Regions from separate parts of the Homo sapiens genome. Here regions 2 and 3 are each linked to region 1. Evidence: chromatin contacts called from ENCODE Hi-C or POLR2A ChIA-PET data. All regions are on one chromosome and are shown on one strand. Each heading gives the region's core, a stretch centred on a gene start or an enhancer-like site at or near the end of the contact. The rest is flanking DNA. Distances are from core to core; before and after follow the strand shown.

Region 1 (3,619 bases), core at 635-3,134:
GGCAGAGGTTGCAGTGAGACGAGATCGTGCCACTGCACTCCAGCCTGGGTGACAGAGCAAGACTCCATCTCAAAATAAATAAATAAAAATTAAAAAAAACATATAATAAAAATAAAAAATTATTTATTTTTACTTTTTTTTTTCTTTTGTAGAGACAGGGTTTTGCCACGTTATCCAGGCTGGTCTTGAGCTACTAGACTCAAGTCATCCACTCTTCTCAGCCTCCCAAAGTGCTGGGATGACAGGAGTGGGCCACTGTGCTGGGTTTTCTTTACTTCTTTTTCTCAGATATCTCATGCCCTAGTATGGCTTCCCCTTCTCCTAGGCCTGGGAGCAATGGCTTTAATAGTAACCACTGTATTTGCATTTTGGAGGACTGCTCCTAAGAGCTGTTTTTATTTAAAGAGTCCCAGCAATCAAATACAGATTGGCTGGCTAGCTCCCACGTTTCCACACAATTCCCTCCTACTTAAGCTCTCTATGTTTACACACAGGACATCTAACTGCTTGTTCTGGTCAAGGTACAGCTTTCCGGAGCTCTGAGAGACGGAAGAGAAAGGGTTGGTACGTTCTGCAGGTGAATGGTGGTCTGCTGAGAGAGAGACAGACAGAGAGACATAGTCCAAGGTAACAGGAAAGCTTCTGGCACTGGTGCCTGTGCAGTCAGTGGTGTCACTGCCAGGACAGGAAATAGAGGTAGAGCAGGTTTGGGGGAGGGGAAGAATGATAAGTTCAATTTGGGACCTTTATTCATTAGCTCCTTGGGCATTACTAGGTGGCAGGTACTGTGTCAGGAACAACTGTGAACAAAAGAAATAAGGTCCCTGCTCTCCTGAAGCTTACATTCCTGTATGGGAAGGACAACTTAAATAAATCAACAAACTAACTGCAGAAGCCCTGGTTCTATAGTCGTGTGACAGACTGCGCTGCAAAGGCGGCCAGGAAAGTCTCCATCTGGGGGAGACCTGGAGATTAGAAGATGTCAGGTTGAGTATGACAATGACCCAGTGACATAGGCTGAGAGAAGCAGTTTGGATATCTAGGTCTGGGCTGGAGATGATCAGAAAAGAAGCAAAAAGCATACTGCAAAATATACGCAGCATATACTACTACTTATAGGGAGATCAAAAATCCACATAATGATAATGATTATTAATTATTTGAGACAGAGTCTCGCTTTGTCGTCCAGGCTGGAGTGCAGTGGCAAGATCTTGGCTCACTGCAGCCCCCGCCTCCCGGGCTCAAGCGATTATCCAGCCTCAGCCACCCAAGTAGCTGGGATGACAGGGGTGCGCCGCCTCGTCCGGCTAACTTTTGTATTTCTAGTAGAGACACGGTTTCGCCGTCTTGGACAGGTTGGTCTGTAACTCCTGGCTTCAGGCGATCCGCCCGCCCGCCTCGGCCTCCCAAAGTGTTGAGATTGCAGGCGTGAGCCACCGTGAGGGCCTCACTGATTATCTAAGGCTGTTTAGATTATAGATTTTTAGATTATGTTTTTGTTTCCCTAAACGGGGTGGTGAGTACAGAGGTGTGAGATGTAACACGTAATTTGTACACCTTTTGCACACGTAAATATCACAAAGTAAACTTTTAAAATAAGGCAAGGCCTAGGGCCTCGCGAGGCTTCTCTGAGGAGCGAGGACCAGTCAGTCACAGCCAGTTTCCACTGCCTCCACGCTCCGGCCTAGGCCAGCCCCTCTCCCCAGTCATTCGCTCGGGGCTGGCTCCGCCCCAGAACTGCGCAACCTCCCCGCCCACATCCGCGTCCTAACCAATGAGCGCTCGAAATTTGGGTCCACACCCCCGTCACGCCCCGCCCCAGACTCGCGCGCCCGTGACGTCACGGTCCGGCCCCCGCCACGTGACGGCCGCGCGCCGGGCTCTAGCTCCCCGCCGGGCTCGCGCCGCAGAGGCCGGTGAGGCGCCGGCGGCCACGCCGCGGAAGGCGCGGGCCGAGCAGAGCCGGGCGTTGGAGCCCGCGCGCGCATGGAGGCGTTGCCGGCAGCCCCCTGAGGGCAGCGGGGAGACAAGACCCGGCGACCTCGCGCATCCCTCGAGCCGCCACGCGCTCTCGCCACCGGGCGGCGACGGGCCGCGGAGCCGGCGCGGCCATGGCGACGGGCGGCCAGCAGAAGGAGAACACGCTGCTTCACCTCTTCGCCGGCGGGTGAGTTCCCGGGCCCAGCCGCGCGCGCCCCACCGCCTGCGGTCCCCTCGGCCTTCGCCCCGGGCGCGGCCCCAGCCTCCCGCGGCGGTTACCGGCCTTCCCCGGGCTACGGCGCCGGCGCTCGGGAGGAGGAAGTCCCGGCGTCGGGGACTGGTGGGCAGGGCCGAGGGAGGGGGTCGGGCCTTCCTCACCCCTACGTCCTGACCGCAGCCCCGAGGGCGGCTGTGCCCCGCCGCCCGTCCTCCCCGCGGCGTCCCCAGCTTTTCCCCATTCTGAAGAGTCAGTGGCCGGTGAGTGGTGCTCGGCGGCGGTCCAGCCTGGACGCTGTGGCGCGGCCCCCCCTCCCCCGCCCCCTTCTCCTGGGGCCTCTCCCGAAGCGCAGCGCCTCAGAGCCCGTGGTAGGATCGCTGATGCTCGGGTGTGCCCGAGGTTCCTCAGGGCAGCGCGGGAGGTCATCCGGACGGGCAAAAAGGTCTGCGGACGTTGGACGTCAGCAAGGCCTGGGTGGTGCTGGTGAACGGTGATGCTTGCGGCCACACGCGGGGTGGCTAAGCCAGGGACCCGAACTCATATGAGGTCTGGAAGGTGTGTTGAGACACTTCTCGCCGGCTGGTAGACGCTTCCAACGCCAGAGACCGCAGAATTGTAAGGTGTTCCTTGTTTTGAAAGCTGCATTAGGTCTATGGTCAGGCACCTTTTTTCCAGCGGAGACAATGCATTTTTAGGAGGTTGAGTTCTGCGGTTAGGAAGGGAGATGGTACCCCTCGCCACCTCCCCTTGTCACCTCCCGCCGAGAATAGAAGGTAAAATATTTTTGAGTATTAGTAATTTTCTTTTTTCCTTTATCACAGCCGGTGGCTTGGGGTCCTTTCGGAGTCTTACAGATATTTGGAGTATTAATTTGAGGACCTCATCGGCCTGGCACAGGAATTTTTGAGTGTAGGATATTTTGCATAAAATAGTTTATTCTGGGATGATCATCTTGGCTTGAGTAGTTGCAGCCTGGATTCCTACCTGGATATGTTCCTTACAACAAACAATGGTTGAGAAACTTATCTTGGAAGATGACTGATGAAAGCGTCCCTGAGCTTTTTTTGTACTTGTATTGTGGGCAGTCACCAGGTTACTTTAACCAAAAACTTCGGTGGGTCTTCATAGATTGGAAGAGTTTCTCATTCATCTCTTCCCTGTCATTCATTCCCTTGCAACCCTTCCCTCCATGTCTCCATTGAGACTTCCTTTTTTTTTTTGAGAGGGAGTCTTCCTCTGTCGCCCAGGCTGGAGTGCAGTGGTGCGATCTTTGGGCTCACTGCAACTTCCGCCTCCCGGATTCAGGCGATTCTCCTGCCTCAGCCTCCCGAGTAGCTGGGATTACAGGCCCCGCCACCAAGCCTGGCTAATTTTTTTTTTCTTTTTTTTTTTTTGAGACGGAGTTTCGCTCTGTAGCCCAGG
Region 2 (3,535 bases), core at 1,036-3,535, 670 kb after region 1:
TTGGCTAGCTTCTTCTCCTGCCAATCACAATCACACCCTCTTCACTACGTTTTTGTTTTAAATTTTATTTTATTTTTTGTTGAGACAGAGTCTCACTCTATCTCCCAGGCTGGAGTTCAGTGGTAGGATCTCAGCTCACTGCAACTGCCGCCTCGTCCACCTCCCGGGTTCAAGTGATTCTCCTGCCTCAGGTTCCCAAGTAGCTGGTATTACAGGCGTGCCCACCACGCCTGGCTAATTTTTGTATTTTTTAGTAGAGATGGGGTTTTGCCATGTTGGTCAGGCTGGTCTCGAACTCCTGACCTCAAGTGATCCACCCGCCTCAGCCTCCCAAAGTGTTGGGATTACTGTCGTGAGCCACCGCGCCTGGTTCTTCACTACGTTTTAGATTCTTTTTAGATTGTGCTCCATTGAGAGCTCAAGCAATACAGCCACCCAGGTTTTCGTAACTCTCCATGGCGCTCACCACAGTATTTACGCAAGGAGGTCCACGCTATGATGAAGTGGTGTCTACTGTTGAATTGATGAGTTCCTCTTTATTAACCTACTATAGTTTCATTTTACTCTTAGCCGTCAGGAAGCTAAGAGCTGAGTTCTGTGCTCAGTGGCAACATATTTCCTTGACTATGGATTTTTAAAATATTGTTTTTCTGGCCGGGCGCGGTGGCTCATTCCTGTAATCCCAGCACTTTGAGAGGCTGAGACAGGTGGATCACCTGAGGTCAGGAGTTCAAGACCAACCTGACCAACATAGTGAAACACCGTCTCTACTAAAAATACAAAAATTAGCCGGGCGTGGTGGCAGGCACCTGTAATCCCAGCTACTCGGGAGGCTGAGGCAGGAGAATCGCTTGAACCTGGGAGGCGGAGGTTGCAGAGATTTGACATCGTGCCACTGAGCTCAGCCTGGGCGAGAGTAAAACTCTGTCTCAAAACAAAACAAAAAAATTTTTCTTTCTAGGCATGCCTCTCATTCAAACAGCTTTTAAAAAGTCTCTTGCTTGTTTCATTATTATGAATTTTACGCCTATTTTAAAGCTATACGGTTTCACTGCTGTATGCTTTAGTGTAAGCTATGTCAAATCCTTTTGCAGGTAGGTGGAGCTTAAATTCTATAAAATGAGACGTGATCAATAAAAGCGGATGAAGAGTCTGAGGACTTGAGTGGTGGTGGAGATTTTCCAGAATTATTAGTGTAGAAAATTAATTTCGATGTTTTAGTGCATATGCTTGTACATAATACCTTTTACTCACAATAATACTGTATTTAATTCAGGGGAAGACATGTGATTTTACTTTCAATGTCTGCTAGTAAATAAAAATAATTCACAACCTTATAAAGTAATAGTGCTCGGCCTGGGCCTGATAATTGAATATATTATCACTGAAGATTATATTTTGTTAAGTACTGAATTGAACAGTTTCTGAACAGTGAGATTTTTCTTTCCAGCTGAATCTAAATCTGATTTTAAAGAAATCACTGCTCGTGCTTTTGTGTCCTCCGGGTTTCTAACTTCCACTCTCCCTCCTTCAAGGGCATCTCCCAGAAGGGGGCTGGGCTCGTTAACTCAGGGACGGTGCAAAGCGTTTGTTCCTCTCCTCACAGCCCTTCCGCGGTCTCCCAAGGAGACAAGTGGAATGCCCACCAAGTCATGCTTTTCCATTACTCATTCCGCCTTCTCTCCCGAGGTGGCGCGTGGGAGGTGTTTTGCTCGGGTTCTGTAAGAATAGGCCAGGCAGCTTCCCGCGGGATGCGCTCATCCCCTCTCGGGGTTCCGCTCCCACCGCGCCGCGTTCGGCCGGTTCCGCCTGCGAGATGTTTTCCGACGGACAATGATTCCACTCTCGGCGCCTCCCATGTTGATCCCAGCTCCTCTGCGGGCGTCAGGACCCCTGGGCCCCGCCCCGCTCCACTCAGTCAATCTTTTGTCCCCGTATAAGGCGGATTATCGGGGTGGCTGGGGGCGGCTGATTCCGACGAATGCCCTTGGGGGTCACCCGGGAGGGAACTCCGGGCTCCGGCTTTGGCCAGCCCGCACCCCTGGTTGAGCCGGCCCGAGGGCCACCAGGGGGCGCTCGATGTTCCTGCAGCCCCCCGCAGCAGCCCCACTCCCCGGCTCACCCTACGATTGGCTGGCCGCCCCGAGCTCTGTGCTGTGATTGGTCACAGCCCGTGTCCGTCGCGGGCGCCGGGGCGGATACGAGGTGACGCGCAGAGGCCCAGCTCGGGGCGGTGTCCCGCGCCGGCGACTGCGGGCGGAGTTTCGCGAGGGCCGAAGCGGGGCAGTGTGACGGCAGCGGTCCTGGGAGGCGCCCGCGCGCGTCGGAGCAGCTCCCCGTCCTCCGCAGCCGTCACCGCCGGCCGTCGCCGCGCCCTGGCCTCCCGCACTCGCGCACTCCTGTCCGCCGCCCACCGCCCACCTCCCACCTCGATGCGGTGCCGGGCTGCTGCGTGATGGGGCTGCGGAGCGGCGCCCTGCGGCTCGCGGCGGCCGCTGCTCGCGCTGAGGTGCGTCGGTGCCCGGCCCCCCGCGCCCCCGCGCGCCGCGGCTCCTGTTGACCCGGTCCGCCCGTCGGTCTGCAGCGCGGCTGAGGTAAGGCGGCGGGGCTGGCCGCGGTTGGCGCCGCGGTCGCGGGGTTGGGGAGGGGGCCGCTTCCGCGGGGAGGAGCGGCCGGGCCGGGGTCCGGGCGGGGTCTGAGGGGAGGTAGCGCGGGACGGGCGCCGGGTGCGGGAGCCTCGCCCTCGGGGGAGGGGACCCCTCCCTAGGCCAGCAGCGAGTCCCGGGCCGGCGTCCAGCGGTCGGCTGGGGCCCCCGCAGTGCCCTGCACCGGCCCTCCGTTTCCCCCGCGCTGCCAGGCCCCGGCTGTGCCCAGCGCTCTCCAGACCCGCCGCTGCCTGGCCGTTCCCTGGGCTCCGCGCACGTTGCAGCCCGGGGGGCGGCTGTGCTTCGTTTGAAGCCATCGTTTCTCATTTTCCCTCTCCCCTTTCCTCCTTTGTGGTGGGCATCGGGCTTCGGCTGGGAATGTGGTTATGCCCTTTGCCAGATGGCGATAGGAAAGGTCATCGCTTGGCGCTGGGGGAGCCGAGGGCTCGAGGCCTGGAAAGAGGGGTGCGATAGGAAGGGAGGGGGCTTGTTGGATGCTGGCCAGGTGTGAGGAAGGCTGGTGTGGTCTCGGCATTCAGCCGACTGGGATTACTCGGGCAGCCATATTGGGAGGATGATCTGACAAATCCTTTAGGAGCCAAGTCCAGTTGTTGGAAGGCACCGAGTGACAGCCCTGGCAGCTTTCAGGGTGACTGGCCAGACCAGAAGCCAAGTTGTGGGGGTTGGGAGGCTGCTTGAGCAAGCTAGTCATTGTTCATGCAACACAAAACATTCCCGCCCCTAACGCCAGAATGGAGCTTCCAGATCCCTTTTTTTTTTTTTCCTTGATTGCTAAATGAGCTTCCAAGGTAAACTGCCTTCAAGATTCCATTCTTGTTGGGGTGAAATTCCGTGTTTCTCTATTCATCTTCTGCGTCCAGTGCGGGGGC
Region 3 (3,217 bases), core at 387-2,886, 970 kb after region 1:
AAATAGTGGCACATCATTTGACAGTAAGGTGGTTTATAATTTCTGTTTATCAAATGATTCTCATTATTATTATTTCTATTGGATTTTTGAAGAATTCAGCCTGGTCCCCAGAGCCCCATTTGTAAGGCATTTTATTTCTTTATAATATCTAGAAATAACTTCAGTTCCAGTGAAATCCAGATCTGTGGTCCCATCCCACTCCCCAGCCCTGGTTCTCTCCCCTTCCTCTCTGCTTGTCTTCTGTGACCTCAGCGGGCTCCATCAGGTGGGGGTATCCCCTACTGACCAGACTGGCAGAGCTAATGCCGGCTGGAGGAACGCTGCCGTGTTTGTTTTTGCAGTTCCTGGATTTGGTTTAATGTACAATTGATTTTTTAAATGTATTTAATCATTTTTTTCTTACCTCTTAAGGATTAACCTGCACAAACCTCATTTTATCCTAAGTGTGGCTTTGGGAGGAAGGGAGGAGAAAATTGAGTTTCTCCAGCTTATTTTATTCTTTTACGCTTTATTTTCCAAATGGCTTTTCCTGCCGAAGCAGCTTTGTATAATACAATGTATTTTCGTGGCCATTACTTACTCATTACTAACTGGTCTCTCCTGCTTCCCTTTGTCTGTGAACTAAATACAGGGGGCCTCAAGATAATTGGTAGCTCCATCACTGACCCACCAATTATAGATCAGCAGGGAAGGCAGCCCAGGGATGGTTTGTGGTTGGCACAGGCTGCCCACCTAGAAATGTGAGTTATTCTCTACCTGCCACCAAGTTGGGCTTGACTAGATCGATCCTTTCCTAATTTTGGACTTTGGCATCTCTAATTGCATCACACGGCTCCCTGGTTTACAGGTTTCAGCCTCATTTCATCCCTACACGTGCTGCTGGTGTCTTTCTTAGTTCATGCCTCCTTGGCATGTCTACAAAGTATTAATTTGCAGAGGTTTTGTTTGTATTTTCCTTTGAGGTTCCCTGGTGCCTAGAATGGTTAGATGGCAGGCTGCAGATAAATAATTCTGTTGAAACAGCAGGTTTCTGTGCATTTTTGTCTGGTGTGTCCAAGTAAAGGCAAGTCTTTGTGGGCACCATATTAAGCCCCCTTTTTGAGCATTTATCTGATTTGTGTTCCAGCTTATCTACTTTGCTCTGGCATGGAGAAGGAAAAGTCCCATTTCCTGCTAGGCTGCCAGGCACTTATGTAAGACTTTTAGGTGCCAAAGTAGGAAAGGAGTCCCTGTGTTGTATGGCCGTATATATTTTGCATGTGTGTTTCCTGGCTGTTTGGCACCTAGGCACTTTGCTAAGCCCTGTATGGGTTGGGCATATACCGTATTGCTCAGCTCCTGGCAGAAAATAGGCACTCATACATATTTGTGGAATGAGTGAGTGTGTGTGCTCACTTATGTGCGATGGAGATGATGAGCCAAGGAGTTGGATTGCACAGTTGCTGCCTGGCGTCCTGCTAGGAACTTAGGGTGCAACATTCCCACTGGGCCACACATATGCCGATGTTCAGTGGATGACTGCTACGCAAGCAACATAAAGAGGCCATTTTATGAAAGGGAACATCAGAGGAAACATTATAACTGAGACCTTTATAGCCTTTCCATTATTATGGTTTAAATCTTGACAGTCTTTATTTGCAATGACACTGGGACCAGTAAAGACAATGCTCACTCCCACCTCCTCGTTCTCCACATCCTGTTCCGTAGCTGTGGTGCACCGATAGGCATCGTTAAATGTGCAGGCAGCAGAGCTGCTGGTTTGTCTAGAAACAGCCCCTTTTGACTCAGAAGTTGGAACCCAGATGACTCACCATTCTATTTGTTTTATTGCAACTGTCATTTCATAAAATGCCCTGACAGCTTTAAACTGTAAATGCCAAAGTGAGGTTTTTGTCTTTTTTATTTTGTTATCTCCTGTTTTTTCTAATCTTTTATATTTCTATTTTCTCCTTTCTTTTCAGACTTATTTTCTCTTTCATTACTGTCTCTTTCTCTGTCCCTCCCTTCCTTCCTGCCTCCCCCCTTTGATGACTCTAATGGCATGAGTAGTTGAAGTGGTTTTTGCTAACATCATGGTGCGTTCTTTCCAGCTTTAATGCTATCTGATTGAGCGTGTCTCCCCTCAGATTTTTGTGTAGGGTTTAGAAATGGAAATGACCATGCACATCAGAGTTTAAATTTTCCTAGGAAAGTCTGCCATGAACTGTAGGACCTATAACTTCTAGAGATGGAGGGACCCCTGACATCTGTGGACTATGGACTCCTGACTTCTGTGGACTCTAGAATTTATGACTTCTGTGGATTGTGGGGCCTCTGACTTCCATAGACCGTGGGACTGTGACTTCTGTGGACCCAGGGACCTCTGAATTCCATGGACTGTGAGACCTCTGACTTCTGTGGCCTGTGAGATCTCTGACCTCTGTGGCCCGTGGGACCTCTGACTTCTGTGGTCTCTGGGACCTGTGACCTCTTTGACTTCCAAGTCTTCTGTGGACTGCAGGACCTCATCAACACGTGTATTGCCAGAAGAGAGGCTTGATTGTGTTAACCTGTTTCTCTCCAGAGGTGTCACATACTAGAATTTCTGCTCAGTCTTATGGCTTAGGTGGGGTGTTGAGTCTAAATATATATATTTTTTGAGACGGAGTCTTGCTCTGTCACCCAGGCTGGAGTGCAGTGGCATAATCTTGGCTCACTGCACGCTCCGCCTCCCGGGTTTACGCCATTCTCCTGCCTCAGCTTCCCGAATAACTGGGACTACAGGCGCCTGCCCCCACGCTCGGCTAATTTTGGTATTTTTAGTAGAGACAGGGTTTCACCATGTTAGCCAGGATGGTCTCGACCTCCTGACCTCGTGATCTGCCCTCCTCGGCCTCCCAAAGTGCTGAGATTACAGACGTGAGCCACCGTGCCTGGCCCAAGTCTAAATTTTTAAGGACTAGAGCTCTCAGACCAGGACTTTCTGGATCTTTTTTTCTGATACCCAACACTGTGGCACTTGACTAAGTCACCTGATTGATGACATGAGCATTGCTGGGTGTTGAAACACCTGGCCAGGGAAACAGAGACTTCTGTGGATTCATCCAAAGGATGGCAGACAGATTGTGGAATTTTAATGAAGGTGGGGTGGATCCCTGATGTTCGCCTGCTTTGAAGCATAGCAGAATCCCAGCATTAACTTCAGGGGTGTTGGTTGGAAACCTGCACTGGCGTCGGT

The links. A loop is a pair of places that touch in the nucleus more often than their neighbours do. ChIA-PET counts read pairs that join two places held with the same protein, here RNA polymerase II (POLR2A). Pooled maps may share reads with other maps.
Region 2: a pooled map shows a loop between it and region 1 (11-fold over the local background). The contact joins the promoter of KIF1B here to the promoter of SLC25A33 in region 1. A Hi-C loop is called at or near these places in 1 of 168 maps with a recorded cell type or tissue (transverse colon) and 8 of 50 pooled maps. POLR2A ChIA-PET finds 5 or more read pairs at or near these places in 3 of 52 experiments (K562, T-cell and activated naive CD4-positive, alpha-beta T cell).
Region 3: a loop to region 1 is called in a pooled map, with 4 times the contacts of the local background. The contact joins the enhancer-like site here to the promoter of SLC25A33 in region 1. A Hi-C loop is called at or near these places in 1 of 50 pooled maps. POLR2A ChIA-PET finds 5 or more read pairs at or near these places in 3 of 52 experiments (A673 and activated CD4-positive, alpha-beta T cell).

The regions. Positions count from the first base shown.
Region 1 is chr1:9,537,581-9,541,199 of GRCh38, forward strand. SLC25A33 (solute carrier family 25 member 33) reads left to right here and starts at 1,885. Exons shown (of 7, transcript NM_032315.3): 1 at 1,885-2,167. The coding sequence starts at 2,112. RefSeq lists silencers at 1,641-2,160, 2,181-2,540 and enhancers at 1,650-1,944, 2,611-2,740.
Region 2 is chr1:10,208,285-10,211,819 of GRCh38, forward strand. It overlaps KIF1B (kinesin family member 1B), which reads left to right and starts at 2,286. Exons shown (of 49, transcript NM_001365951.3): 1 at 2,286-2,594. RefSeq lists silencers at 1,507-1,801, 1,888-1,967, 1,998-2,517 and an enhancer at 3,419-3,535.
Region 3 is chr1:10,509,340-10,512,556 of GRCh38, forward strand. All of the region lies in intron 2 of PEX14 (peroxisomal biogenesis factor 14), which reads left to right. Among named protein-coding and RNA genes, the nearest start is that of PEX14, 36 kb to the left of the region's middle. RefSeq lists an enhancer at 1-17. Within about 2 kb of position 1,637, at least 19 of the 41 ENCODE cell types and tissues checked have a DNase peak (open chromatin) inside an H3K27ac peak, as active enhancers do; they include A673, where a contact is called at or near this core.